Regions from separate parts of the Homo sapiens genome. Here all the other regions are linked to region 1. Evidence: chromatin contacts called from ENCODE Hi-C or POLR2A ChIA-PET data. All regions are on one chromosome and are shown on one strand. The core of a region is the stretch at or near the end of the contact, and the rest is flanking DNA. Distances in the headings are between cores, read along the strand shown.

What was found. A loop is a pair of places that touch in the nucleus more often than their neighbours do. ChIA-PET counts read pairs that join two places held with the same protein, here RNA polymerase II (POLR2A). Pooled maps may share reads with other maps.
Region 2: a pooled map shows a loop between it and region 1 (5-fold over the local background). The contact joins the promoter of NFU1 here to the promoter of SNRNP27 in region 1. A Hi-C loop is called at or near these places in 7 of 50 pooled maps. POLR2A ChIA-PET finds 5 or more read pairs at or near these places in 4 of 52 experiments (CD4-positive, alpha-beta T cell, CD4-positive, alpha-beta memory T cell, H1 and 1 more).
Region 3: a loop to region 1 is called in a pooled map, with 2.7 times the contacts of the local background. The contact joins the enhancer-like site here to the promoter of SNRNP27 in region 1. A Hi-C loop is called at or near these places in 3 of 37 single-sample maps with no recorded cell type and 5 of 50 pooled maps. POLR2A ChIA-PET finds 5 or more read pairs at or near these places in 3 of 52 experiments (CD8-positive, alpha-beta memory T cell, Caco-2 and activated CD8-positive, alpha-beta memory T cell).

The regions. Positions count from the first base shown.
Region 1 is chr2:69,892,024-69,896,069 of GRCh38, forward strand. It overlaps SNRNP27 (small nuclear ribonucleoprotein U4/U6.U5 subunit 27), which reads left to right and starts at 1,933. Exons shown (of 6, transcript NM_006857.3): 1 at 1,933-1,995; 2 at 3,071-3,191. The coding sequence starts at 1,962. RefSeq lists enhancers at 1,558-2,493, 2,236-2,295, 2,494-3,428.
Region 2 is chr2:69,435,493-69,439,538 of GRCh38, forward strand. It overlaps NFU1 (NFU1 iron-sulfur cluster scaffold), which reads right to left and starts at 1,943. Exons shown (of 8, transcript NM_001002755.4): 1 at 1,869-1,943. The coding sequence starts at 1,930. RefSeq lists an enhancer at 1,799-1,948.
Region 3 is chr2:69,553,391-69,557,436 of GRCh38, forward strand. AAK1 (AP2 associated kinase 1) reads right to left here. Exons shown (of 22, transcript NM_014911.5): 3 at 3,470-3,588. Among named protein-coding and RNA genes, the nearest start is that of SNORA36C, 35 kb to the left of the region's middle. Within about 2 kb of position 1,686, at least 7 of the 41 ENCODE cell types and tissues checked have a DNase peak (open chromatin) inside an H3K27ac peak, as active enhancers do.

The DNA.
Region 1 (4,046 bases), core at 683-3,182:
AGGAGAAAGAGAAAGAGAAAGAAAGAGTATTTTCAGCCACCACCTGAGGCCACCATGTTCTTCCTCTCTTACACATCTAGTACATACCCCCTTAGGCTTCCCATAAATCCTGTCTTTCCTGTGGATAATTTCTTCAATCATTAGTGGTGTGCTTCTTCTTTCTTTTTTTTTTTTTTTGTTTGAGACGGAGTCCCACTCTGTCGCCCAGGCTGGAGTGCAGTGGCGCAGTCTCAGCTCACTGCAACCTCAACCTCCCAGGTTCAAGCAATTCTCCTGCCTCAGCCTCCCAAGTAGCTGGGATTACAAGCATGCGTCACCACGCCTGGCTATCATTAGTGGTGTGTTTCTCCAATGATGTCCCTAAATCTTCTTCCCTGGGGTCTGCACCTCCCTTGAACCTCCCCATTCTACACCTAGTGCATGCTTTGCCAGGGTAATTCCAAAGGCATCTGGGGGTTGGGGCTGTTGGTAGAAATCCTAGATGTCATGGCTGGATCTTTCCTGGAAGTTTGGGTTGGGACAGGTATTAAACAGGCCACTCTGAATGTATAAATCTAATTAAAAATTTATGTGATTGGTGGGCATTTTTTCCAACCTAATAAAGTCCCTTTCCATCCCCCAGCTCTTTGTATTTTAAAAGCCAGGTCACTAGACTTGATAATTCTAGAGAGAGCTGACTGAAAAGAGTTGGTTTGATTAGAAACAGAGGTTCAACACTTTTACACTGTTGGTGGGAATGTAAATTAGCTCAACCATTGTGGAAGACAATGTGGTGTTTCCTCAAAGACCTAAAACCAGAAATACCATTTGACCCAGCAATCCCATTACTGGGTATATACCCAAAGGAATATAAATAATTTTATTACGAAGATACTTGCACGCATATGTTCACTGCAGTACTATTCACAATAGCGAAGACATAGAATCAACCCAAATGCCCATCAATGATAGACTGGATTAAAAAAATGTGGTACGTATACACCATGGAATACTACACAGCCATAAAAAGGAACGAGATAATGTCCTTTGCAGGGACATGGATGGAACTAGAAGCCATTATCTTCAGCAAACTAACACAGAAACAGAAAACCAAACATTGCATGTTCTCACTTATAAGTAGGAGCTGAACAATGAGAACACATGGGCACAGGGAGAGGAACAACACACACTGGGGCCTGTAGGGGGAGGAGCTGGGGAGAGGGAGAGCATTGGGAAGAATAGCTTAATAGATGCAAGGCTTAATGGGTTGATAGGTGTAGCGAACCACCATGGCACACATTTACCTATGTAACAAAACTGCACATCCTGCAAATGTACCCTGGAACAAAATAAAATAAAATAAGAAATAGAGGTTTGAGTCTTTCCTGGTAAGCATATTTATGCTCTACCACAGACGGTTCAGCCTTGGGGCAAGACAGTCTTTCTCCTAATTTTTGTAGTTTTGAACATTCTAAAGTTTTTGTTGTTGTTGTTGTTGTTTTCCCTGAGGACAGAGGCAACTTTGGGGAAGTACTTTGTCGGGTAGGATGGAATCTGGGGCCTTTAGTTTTCCTTCCAAGAGCCCATAGGAGGTTTTGGGTGCCTTCTCAATGCTGGCATGAGAAAATATAAAGCAGATGGACAGTGAACTTTGGTATATTCACTCCTTATGAATGTTATGTGGAAAAGTGGAAGAACATAAGCTGTTTGTCTATGCTATGTTTACAATTGGTTTGCTCTATTTTGTGCATGTGGACAAAAATGGGGGAAAAATGAAAGCTGTGTTAGGATAATGGGTATACGGCTGAATTTTCCAGGAATTTCTATAATAACACCAAATCGCATGTTTTAATGCCCACCGTGAACAAAGAAGACCGGAACCCTCGCAACTCGTTTTGACGTTTTCTGGTCGGCGGTAAAAGCTCGGTTCCCGGCCCTCCCGGAAGTTGTTGCACAGTTGTTTCCGGGAAGCGGGACTCCAAATGGGTCGCAGTCGCAGCCGCTCTCCACGGAGGGGTGAGTCCTGTAGCAATTCGGAGGATATGGGGCTCTGTTGGAGGCCTGTCCCTTTTGTTTTATTTTGTTTTGTTTTTGGTAGCCGCGTAGCAGAGAGGCGGGCCCTTTTCCCAGGCGGAGAGCGAGGGGTGGATAAAGGAACGTAGACCTGGGCCCTGCCCTCTTCAGCCCGCCCTCTCCGGTTTGAAGGCAGTTGTTTGTCTCTGAATTAGTTTCATTAAGTCTTTGTCACCTTCATACAATAACTTTTATTACACTGTGGCCGGTGGGTTTAGAATTAGACCTCAGTTCCTTTGCTGAATTTCTGGGCGACGGTGGGCAAGTCACTACTCAGCCTTTCTGAATCGAATTCCCAGAATGAGTCATTGAGGGTAGTATTGCCAACTTTTAAAAACTGATGTGAGAATTAATGTCACATCCCATAACATACAGTATGTGATTCTGCCTGGTTCTTAAATACTTAATAAATGTTAGATTCCTGCCCAGGTCATTACAGGGAAATCGATATTAAGAATTTTGAGTCCTGGGAGCTCACTTCGTAATGTTTTCTGGCTACCAGCCCCATAAATGAGGCAGCGCGACGTAAAGAACCCTGGACTTCCATTAGGAGATCTAACTTAGACCCTCGGTTCTGCCCCTGATTCGTTTTTTTTTTAAATCAATTTATTTATTTTTAATGAGACAGAGTCTCGCTCTGTCGCCCGCCCAGGCTGGAGTGCAGTGGCCGATCTCAGCTCACTGCAACCTCCACCTCCTGGGTTCAAGCGATTCTCATGCCTCAGCCTTCCGAGTAGCTGGGATTACCCGTCCGTGCCACCACGCCTGGCTAATTTTTGTATTTTTATTAGAGACGGGGTTTCGCCGCGTTGGCCAGGCTGGTCTCGAACTCCTGACCTTGTGATCCGCCCGCCAGCCTCACAAAGTGCTGGGATTACAGGCGTGAGCCACCGCTCCCAGCCTCTTTTTACCTTTTTAATGTGACTAGTAATGGTTTGCATTATTTTTCTACTGGACGGCGCAGCTCTAGATATTTGAGGTAATTATCAGTTCTGCAATTTGTGTGCGTTTGCATTAGAACGTAGGCGTTCCCGGTCCACATCCCGGGAGAGAGAACGCAGGCGCCGAGAAAGGTCCAGGTCTCGGGAGAGAGATCGGAGAAGGAGCCGCTCGCGATCCCCGCACCGAAGACGCTCCCGGTAAGGGCAGAAAATAAGCCAAGAGTTTTATTTACCGAAAGTCCCTAAGAAACTGGTCGCAGCTCTTAACTTTGTTTTCATCGCTTATAAGGGGATTTACGGTTTCCTGAAATGGAGGAAACTTAATCCAACCTTATTCTAAAGCTAACATTCACCTTGGTTAAATGGTGCTAATAGTACTCTACATCACAAAGTTGTCTTGAAAGAGTAAGTAAGAAATAATGCATGCAAACCCCAGAGCATGGTGCTTGGCAAGAAAAAGAAATAAGTATTTTATATTTTTGTTTCTTTCTTCCGTTCCTTTCCTTTCCTTTTCTTTTCCTTTTCCTTTCTTTTCCTCTTTTTTGAGACGGAGTCTCGCTCTGTCACCCAGGCTGGAGTGCAGCGGCGCAATCTGCTCACTGCAACCTCCGCCTCCCCTGCAATCTCTGCCTCCCCTGGTTCAAGCAATTCTGCTGCTGAGCCTCCCAAGTAGCTGGGACTACAGGCACATGCCACCACACCCAGCTAATTTTTTTTGTATTTTTAGTAGAGACGGGGTTTCAACGTGTTAGCCAGGATGGTCTTGATCTCCTGACCTCGTGATCCACCCACCTCGGCCTCCCAAAGTGCTGGGATTACAGGCGTGAGCCACTGCACCCGGCCTGTTGTTTCTTTTTTATTAACTTTTTGGTGATAATGATTTATTCAAGTATGTAATCAAGAATGGATGATCTTGGAAGAACATTAGAAATGGGCTCTGAGTCTTTTTTTTGGTTTGTTTTTTTTTTTTTTGAGAGAGAGGGTCTCCCTGTGTTGCCCAGGCTGGTCTTGAATTCCTAGGCTCAAGCAATCCTCCTGCCTCTGCTTTCCAAA
Region 2 (4,046 bases), core at 693-3,192, 460 kb before region 1:
ATTAACAAAATACAGATGAACTGTTTACTACCTTCAATAATCTTTATATGCCATTGATAAGCAAAAGACTACTGGGATACTGTGGGACTGTAACCCATAGAGTTTCTTAGATGCTATTGGAGAGATAAAAGGATTGGCACCGAGGATTCAAGAGAACAATGGAATCAACACTGAATGGGAATCAAATAATCTGTGAAGTCCTGACTGCCACTCCCCACACTAGCTCCAGTGTTGATCACAGTAAGAGCTGTCACCACTTTATTTTGAGATGGAAATAATCTCGCTTTTCTCACTCTGTCACCCAGGCTGAAGTGCAGTGGCGTGATCTTGGCTCACTGCAACCTCCACCTCCCTGGTTCAAGCAATTCCCCTGCCTCAGCCTCCCAACTCGCTGGGATTACAGGCACACACCACCACGCCCAGCTTTTTTTTTTTTTTTTTTAGTTTCACCATGTTGGCCAGACTGGTCTCGAACTCCTGACCTCAGCCAATCCGCCCAGCTTGACCTCTCAAAGTGCTGGGATTACAGGCGTGAGCCACCACGCCCGGCACACCACTTTAAATTACATGAATCTATTACAGCACTCATGACTGTCATTATTTGTTAATATATTTTTCTTGCTAGACTGCATACTCATTAAGGGGAGAAACTATCTTCATTTCTAGCTGCTAGCACAATGGCCTCAGTTCTTCATCTCTACAATGAGATTAGTTTCACAGCTACCTCATAAATAATCCAGAGAATCCATGTAAAGTGCTTAAACCAGTGCCAGGCCATGCAGTAAGTGCTCAATAAATGGCAGCTGCTACCATTATTTAATTGGTGCCCAATAATTACTAATTGAGTGCAGTTCAAGGTTTGGGGTAAAAATGCCTTTTTCTATAGCTCAGTATCTAAATCTGTGAATACTCTGGAATTTGGAAATGCACTAGAAGAATAATATTCTCGTCCCTTCAGCCCAGGGAAAAGGCAGCAGAATGAATAAAGAGGAAGCACATTCCAACATACAGGTTTAAAGTCTTGTTTTTTTAAAGTAAGAGTGGATTACATTATTCAAGGAAGACATCTACTCAAACACAGGAGGTAACTAACAAAAAATTCTACCAACTTAAATCTTTTTAGGATATACATTTAAACTTCAAGAGCACCATTAACACTACAATGTCTAATACTCTAGAGGGCAAACTCTCCGTAGGCCATTTTCTCCAGACGTAAAATTAAGGTACACCTACATAAATGTCCTCTTAGCAATGTTCACAGAAGTCTTTGAAAGGTGAAACTCAAAGGTAGGGCTCAGGGAGGCGGAAAAAACAAGGGAACAGAGTGGGCTTAATGGTGGTGGGTGCAGGGAATCTAGGGGTCCTGGTTCTCGTCGGAATTCCATCACTTAGAAACTGTGTAACCTTGGACATGTCACCTCCTCTTTCAGGGCCTTACTGGGAAAATGAGGAAACGAGACAAGGTATTTTCTTCCCTTCTGTGTGACATTCTGATTCTGCGTTTAGAAGAGGAGGGAATGCACCCGGTAGAGGGCCTGGGGGCGGGAGAGGCACACGATTTTAAAACAGCTCCTCCGTTCTGGCTCTACAGCCAGTCTCTACAAGCTTCCGTACCGCAGAGACTCAAGAACTGGGTCTCTGAGCCTGAGAGGAAGCTCCAGAGAGTCCGCCCGGATTAGGCCACAGAAGCGCCGAGCTCCCGCACAGACAGCCTCAGGGCTCACCCCCAACTACGGCGACAGGGCGGACCCGCCGGCTCCATCAGATGCACTACCCACCCGCCTCGAGAGAGGGTCTGCAAGGCGGCGACCGCTCCGCTGGCTAAGCCCAGCGGCACACCTATTCGGAGCTCCAGGCTCGTCACCTACCGCCTGCGCAGCCCGGCGGCAACAGCCGCAGCTCCCCAGCCCCGCCTGGCCGTCGCCGCCATCTTAGTCCGGAGTGCCTAAGGGTCTCCCTGACAGAACCACGAAAGATCTGCGCAGCCGCAGGCTGGCCGGTAGCTGGGCGGGCACTGGGAAGAGCCCACCCTACCGGCTGCGGGCGGTCCTGCTGCGGATAAGTGCGGTGGCCTACGCGCCGAGGTTTGCAGGCTACTGCGTCACCCTGACCAAGAGAGGCCGGGGAACCTTTCCCGTTTGCGCCAACGCTTGGTTAATTCACGCAGCACTGTGAACGCATGCGTGTTTCCGTACTTTGTTTTCCCTGTTGGCTAGGTTTTTAGCTGGTGCTGGTGCTGCCTTGCGAATGCTGTTTCCAGCCCCTAAACCTGACCCATTCCCTCCTCTAGGACCCTACTCAGCCTCCAGGCCCAGCTCAGTGACTGCCCCCAAAGACTCCCTGGAGCATTCCTTCTAAAAGGTTCTCGCATTTCTCCTGCCCTTTTCCCATGGGTCTGATGTGGAACTGTGTCTAACCCTTCCTCATAGCTGTGCTTGTCAGCTGCCACTTGGTCATCTTGGACCAACCCGCACAGAGGATGTATCTGGTACAGTGCTGCCCTTCTCCGATTAACATGAGACTTGACTAGTTTCCAGGGCAGAGTGCCAAAGCCCATTACCTATTCTTCCAGAACCTTCCTGGAGTATTCCGTTTTCTCTAGGACAACGGTTCTCAAAGTGCGGACTAGGGGCCAAAAAAAAGCAGGAGAACACGTTAGAAATGCACGTTAGAACATGTTAGAAATCCTGGGCCCCACTTTATACTTACTGAGGCACAATCTCTGTAGGTGGGGACTAGAAATCTTTGTTACTTGCTTTTTTTTTTTTTCTTTTTCCAGAGACAGGGTCTATCTCTGTTGCCCAGGCTGGAGAGCAGGAGTGCGATCATAGCTCACCAAAACCAACTCCTGGGCTCAAGTGATTCATCCTCCAGCCTCAGCCTCCCAAAGCACTGGGATTACAGGTGTGAGCCACGGTGCCTGGCTTTTATTAGCAGTAGTAGTAGTAGTATTTTTGTAGAGAAGAGGTCTCCCTGTGTTGCCTGGGCTGCTCTTGAACTCTGCTGGCCTCAAGTGATCCCTCTCACCTGGGCCTCCAAAAGCTCTTAGGTTACCTCACCCTGCCTAGTAGTGTTTTAACAAACCCTTCCCAGGATTCTGATGCCAGCTAAAATTTGAGAATCACTGTTCTGGAAGACAGAGGACTGGTTTCCAGAATGGAAACAGCACACCTGTTGTTGAACAGGTTGAGGCCACACCCAAGACAACCCTAGTAATTTCTATGGCCCACAGACACATCTAAGAGGGTGGGTGGGTTTCAGGCCTGCAGCTCGCCCGGGCCCGCACACTGAGTGGGCTGTGCCTCCTACGAGTTTGGTTCATTCCCAATGCTGCGTACTTGCTTTTAACTACTAGTGATCTTCCCCCATCCAACCCCCCACCCAGTGATCTTCCCCCATCCAACCCCCCACCCACCCCCCCACACACACCCATTCTAGACCGCAAGGCAGTCCAAGGCTCTGTTTTTGACCCTCAATCAAAAATAAAATGTGGCTCTTCCACCTTGGAACAATCGTTCTTCTCAGACTTCAATTTTTCCCTCTCTGATGGATTCCTTATCATAAGAAAAATCCTGCCTTGCCCCAAATCCTCTTCCACACTCTTTTCTTCCCTTCAGAACCAAGTGGCTTAAAAAAATGGTCTGCACTCTTAGTCTCTAGTTTTTCACTTCCCACTCCTCAAACCCCTGAAACGAGGCTTCTATGTCCCACCATTCTTAGGGCCTGCTCTAGTCAAACCACCCACAGCCTCTGTGCTACTGTGTCCGGAATTGGTGGGTTCTTGGTCTCGCTAACTTCAAGAATGAAGCCATGGACCCTTGTGGTGAGTGTTACAGTTCTTAAAGATGGTGTGTCCAGAGTCTGTTCCTTCAGATGGTCAGATGTGTCCGGAGTTTGTTTCTTCTGGTGGGTTCGTGGTCTCACTGACTTCAGGAGTGAAGCTGCAGACCTTTGCGATGGGTGTTACAGTTCATAAAGACAGCACGGGCCCAAAGAGTGAGCCACATCAAGATTTACTACAAAGAGCAAAAGAACAAAGCTTTCAT
Region 3 (4,046 bases), core at 436-2,935, 340 kb before region 1:
TATGATGTGCGAACATAAAATAAAGATACTTCTAGAATTGAAAGTTGTTTTTTTTTTTTTTTTTTTTTTTTTGAGACGGAGTCTAGCTCTGTCACCAGGCTGGAGTGTAGTGGCGTGATGTTGGCTCACTGTAACCTCCGCCTTCTGGGTTCAAGCGATTCTCCTGCCTCAGCTTCCTGAATAGCTGGGATTACAGGCACGCACTGCCATGCCCAGCTAATTTTTGTATTTTTAGTAGACAAGGGTTTCCACCATGTTGGCCAGGATGGTCTCCATCTCCTGACCTCGTGATCTGCCCACCTTGGCCGCCCAAAGTGCTGGGATTACGGGCATGAGCCACCGTGCCCGGCCTAGACCTGAAAGTTCAAAAAAATTTATCTACCATGTATCAAAAAGCTACTGAGGCTGGGCATAGTGGCTCATGCCTGTAATCCCAGCACTTTGGGAGGCTGAGATGGGAGGATCACTTGAGCTCAAGAGTGTGAGACCAGCCTGGGCAACATAGCAAGACCTTGTCTCTAAGGAAAAAAAAAAAAAATAGCTGGGTCTGGTGGCATGTGCCTATAGTCCCAGCTAGTGGGGAAGCTGAGGTAGGAGAATTGCTTGAGACCAGGAGATGGCGGCTGCAGTGAGCTATGATTGTGCCACTACGCTCCAGCTTGGGTAACTGAGACCCCATCTCAAAAGAGAAAAAAAAAAAGATACTGGAGGATCGGCTCCAACAAAATGAGGAAGTTAGCCAAAAAAGGAATTACGGGTTCTAACAAAAAAGAGAGGCAAAGGAAATGTCCAGGAAATTCCAAGATTCGACTGTAAATTAGTCAGAGAATAATCAGCCGAGGTTCCTCAGTCAGAAGACTGAGGGAGAAATCTTGAAGATGATAAAACAGACACCATTAAATGCGTCTAAAAAATTCAAAAAATGGTTTACACAACTTAAGGAAAATTGGGAATTAAACTGTTAAAAAGTACAAAGAAAACTCAGACCAAGAGAGGAAAAACAAGACCATTAATAATTTTAGTGAAAGCAAAGTTACATAGGAAAGGCATAGGAATCATAGTCCACCAGGAATTCAGTTGAAATAGTTTTCTTATATAATAATGTAAAAACTAATATTCATATAAACTACATATTGCCAAAGTTTACTGGTGTTTTCAAAGAATGGAAGATGAGAATACTGCAAGTATTTGGGGAGAGAGGCAAGCAGCAAGTAAGTGACAGTTACGTCTTTACTTCCCATAGGAGATAATGCCTAAAATGGAAGAAAAATCAAGAACTAGCAATATTAGCATGTTATTTAGAAAGACATCAAAAGAATCACCTAAAGAGGTTGCCGCTGGGACCTTGTAATGGCATAGGAGTTCCCCTTGGGGAATTGCTTGACGTTTTTTGTAACAAGCTTAGTTCACCTATTTGAATATTAAAGCTTTGAAAGAATATAAACTAAAAACAAAACTCTCACAGCTAATACGCCTCTGGGCCAAAACTTGAACCTGTGTGATTTAACTCTTAATCAGGCCCATTAATTTGTGAGCTCCTCATGGGCCTGTGCTTCTTAGTTCCTCCACTACAATGCCTGCCTAGCCCAAGTAAGCTCTCAGTGTGTTTTTAAATAAGGAGGAGAAAGTGAAATCATGGGATTGCTTTTGTAACACAAGTAAATGAGCAAGAAGGGCATTCCAGATAGAGGAAACAGCAGAAGCAAAGACAGGAAACAAAGCGTGTGAGAGCTGAACAAGCATGGGCAAGGAGGGAGGAAGACAAATAATGAGAAGCAGCCAGAAAACCCACTGCGTGTGTGAAGGAAGATACAGCAAGAACAGGAATCTGGAGCTATGTGCAGGGGAGTGGAAGGCATTGGTGCCTTACAGACAGGCCCACGTGGTCTTGACTGTATGTATATGGCCCTTGGGAGTTGGCTGGTTTGTTGTGCAGTGCTGACAGTTCCTTCCCAAATAGTTTTGGCTTTCTAAAATCTAGAGTAGTGCCAGGCTCTCTAACACTCTGAGTACTTTCAGAAGTCCAACTGCAGCCTAACTAGTTACTCTAAGCAGCCACTGAAAAGGCCACATAGGGTGAACAGGGGCAAGCGGAGCCTGATGGGATACCTACAATGCCACCCTCTCCATTGTTGGATCCCTTTCTGCTCTTTAAAAAGCATTAAAATCCAGGGCATAAAAGGAATCATCATCTCTAGGTGAACATATGTATCTGCTATTACCATTATTCAAATACTAATTTCTTCCAAAGTTTATTAAGCATTTACTTCATGTCAAGCAGTATGTTGGAGCATACAATTTCTGATTTTAAATAACTTACTTCCTGATAGCAGAACTGCTTACAATATAACAGGTTAAGCAATATAATTGGTATAAAACAAAAGCACTGTGGAAGCACAAAGGAATAAAAGGCTATATATTCAAAGTTTCTTATGTATAATTATGTATAATATTACATATTATTATATTATTAGGTATAATATTATGTATAATGTCAAACAGAGGTAAAAGAAAGATGCTACTCTAACAAATTCCCATATACTCATAATTCTGCTTTGATCACCATCAACTCTTGACCAATCTTATTTATCTTCTAAACTCACTCATTGTTCTAAGGACATTATATTATTTCCTCCATATATATTTCAGCATGGACTCTTTCTTTAAACATATAAATCTGCATCTTGAAAAATGAGTAAGTTTTAAGAATTGAAGTCTAATTAACATAACAAAATGTGCAGATTTTAAGGTGTTCAATTGAGTTCTGACACATATATACCCTGTGTAACCACTATCTAAAACAACACACAGAACATTTCCACGGCCTAGAAAGTCCCCGTATACCCATTTCTAGTCAACTTCCCACCCCTGAATAACCACGTTCTGATTTCTATCTCCACAGATAATGTTGCCTGTTCTTGGACTTCTATAAATAGATTCATAGAGTATATATGAGGTTTCTAGGTTTTGGTCTAGGTTTCCAGGCCAAAAAAGGGGGAAAGCATTCCAGGTCGAAAGAACTACATGTAAAAATATTAAGTTGTATAAGGATATGTTCACAGGATTTTGAAGAGCTCAGGAGGGTTGAACTGAGACTGGGGATTGGTAACAGAGAGAGAGAGAGACAAGACCAGAAGAAGAGGCTCATTGGAAAGTTAGGCTTTCTGGATTAAATATCACAGTTAATTTCTGGGAACCATGTTGTTAAGTAAGCTTTTCCCAATGCCCAAAATGACTTTTCTGACCTAAAAACTGGTCAGTTCTCTCAAAATGCTTTTTCCTCTGCCCTCCAGCTGAGAGTGACCAAGGCAAGGGCGGTGTCCTATATCCCATGGCTGTTGAGTCCCATTTTGTACAGAGGCCTCTGTACCATCTCAGGGAAGGGAACAAACCCCGCTTGGCTTTCTTATGAGAGGGTACAATCTCTGCCTCCATTTTAAACAGTCCCAAGTCCAAGGGGCAGCCTTACCATTATCTGGATTTCTCTCTTGCACACCTGGAGATCATGCTCATTGTTGACAAACATGCGTTTCAAGGCACATTTCATCCCATTGCTTGTCCTCACCAGAAATACAATAGCAAATCCACCTGTGAGAGAAACACACACAAGCTCTTTTGAGTCAATGTTCAAAAAGTCAGCCACATAACTGTGGTGGCTGGAGGTTGCCACTGTCACTGCTAATGGTACTAATGCCACTGCCAGCCAGCCTTTAGGGCTAGCCTGTTGTAGAACACATTCTTAGATTCTCAGAACTTGGAGATATTACTTGTGGGAGTGGGTGGCAAGAGTCAGAGAAATTGTTCCCAAACACCTATCTTAGGATAACAAAAGAATAGTAATTATTTTCCAAATAACCTACAAATAAACAGATAAATGGGTAGTACTACATTACAAGTACTATCCTATGTACTTTTTTTTTTTTTTTTTTGAGACAGGGTTTCCCTCTGTGGCCCAGACTGGCATGAAGTGGCGTGATCACTGCTCACTGCAGCCTTGACCTCCTGGGTTCAATCGATCCTCCCACCTCAGCCTCCCGAGTAGCTGG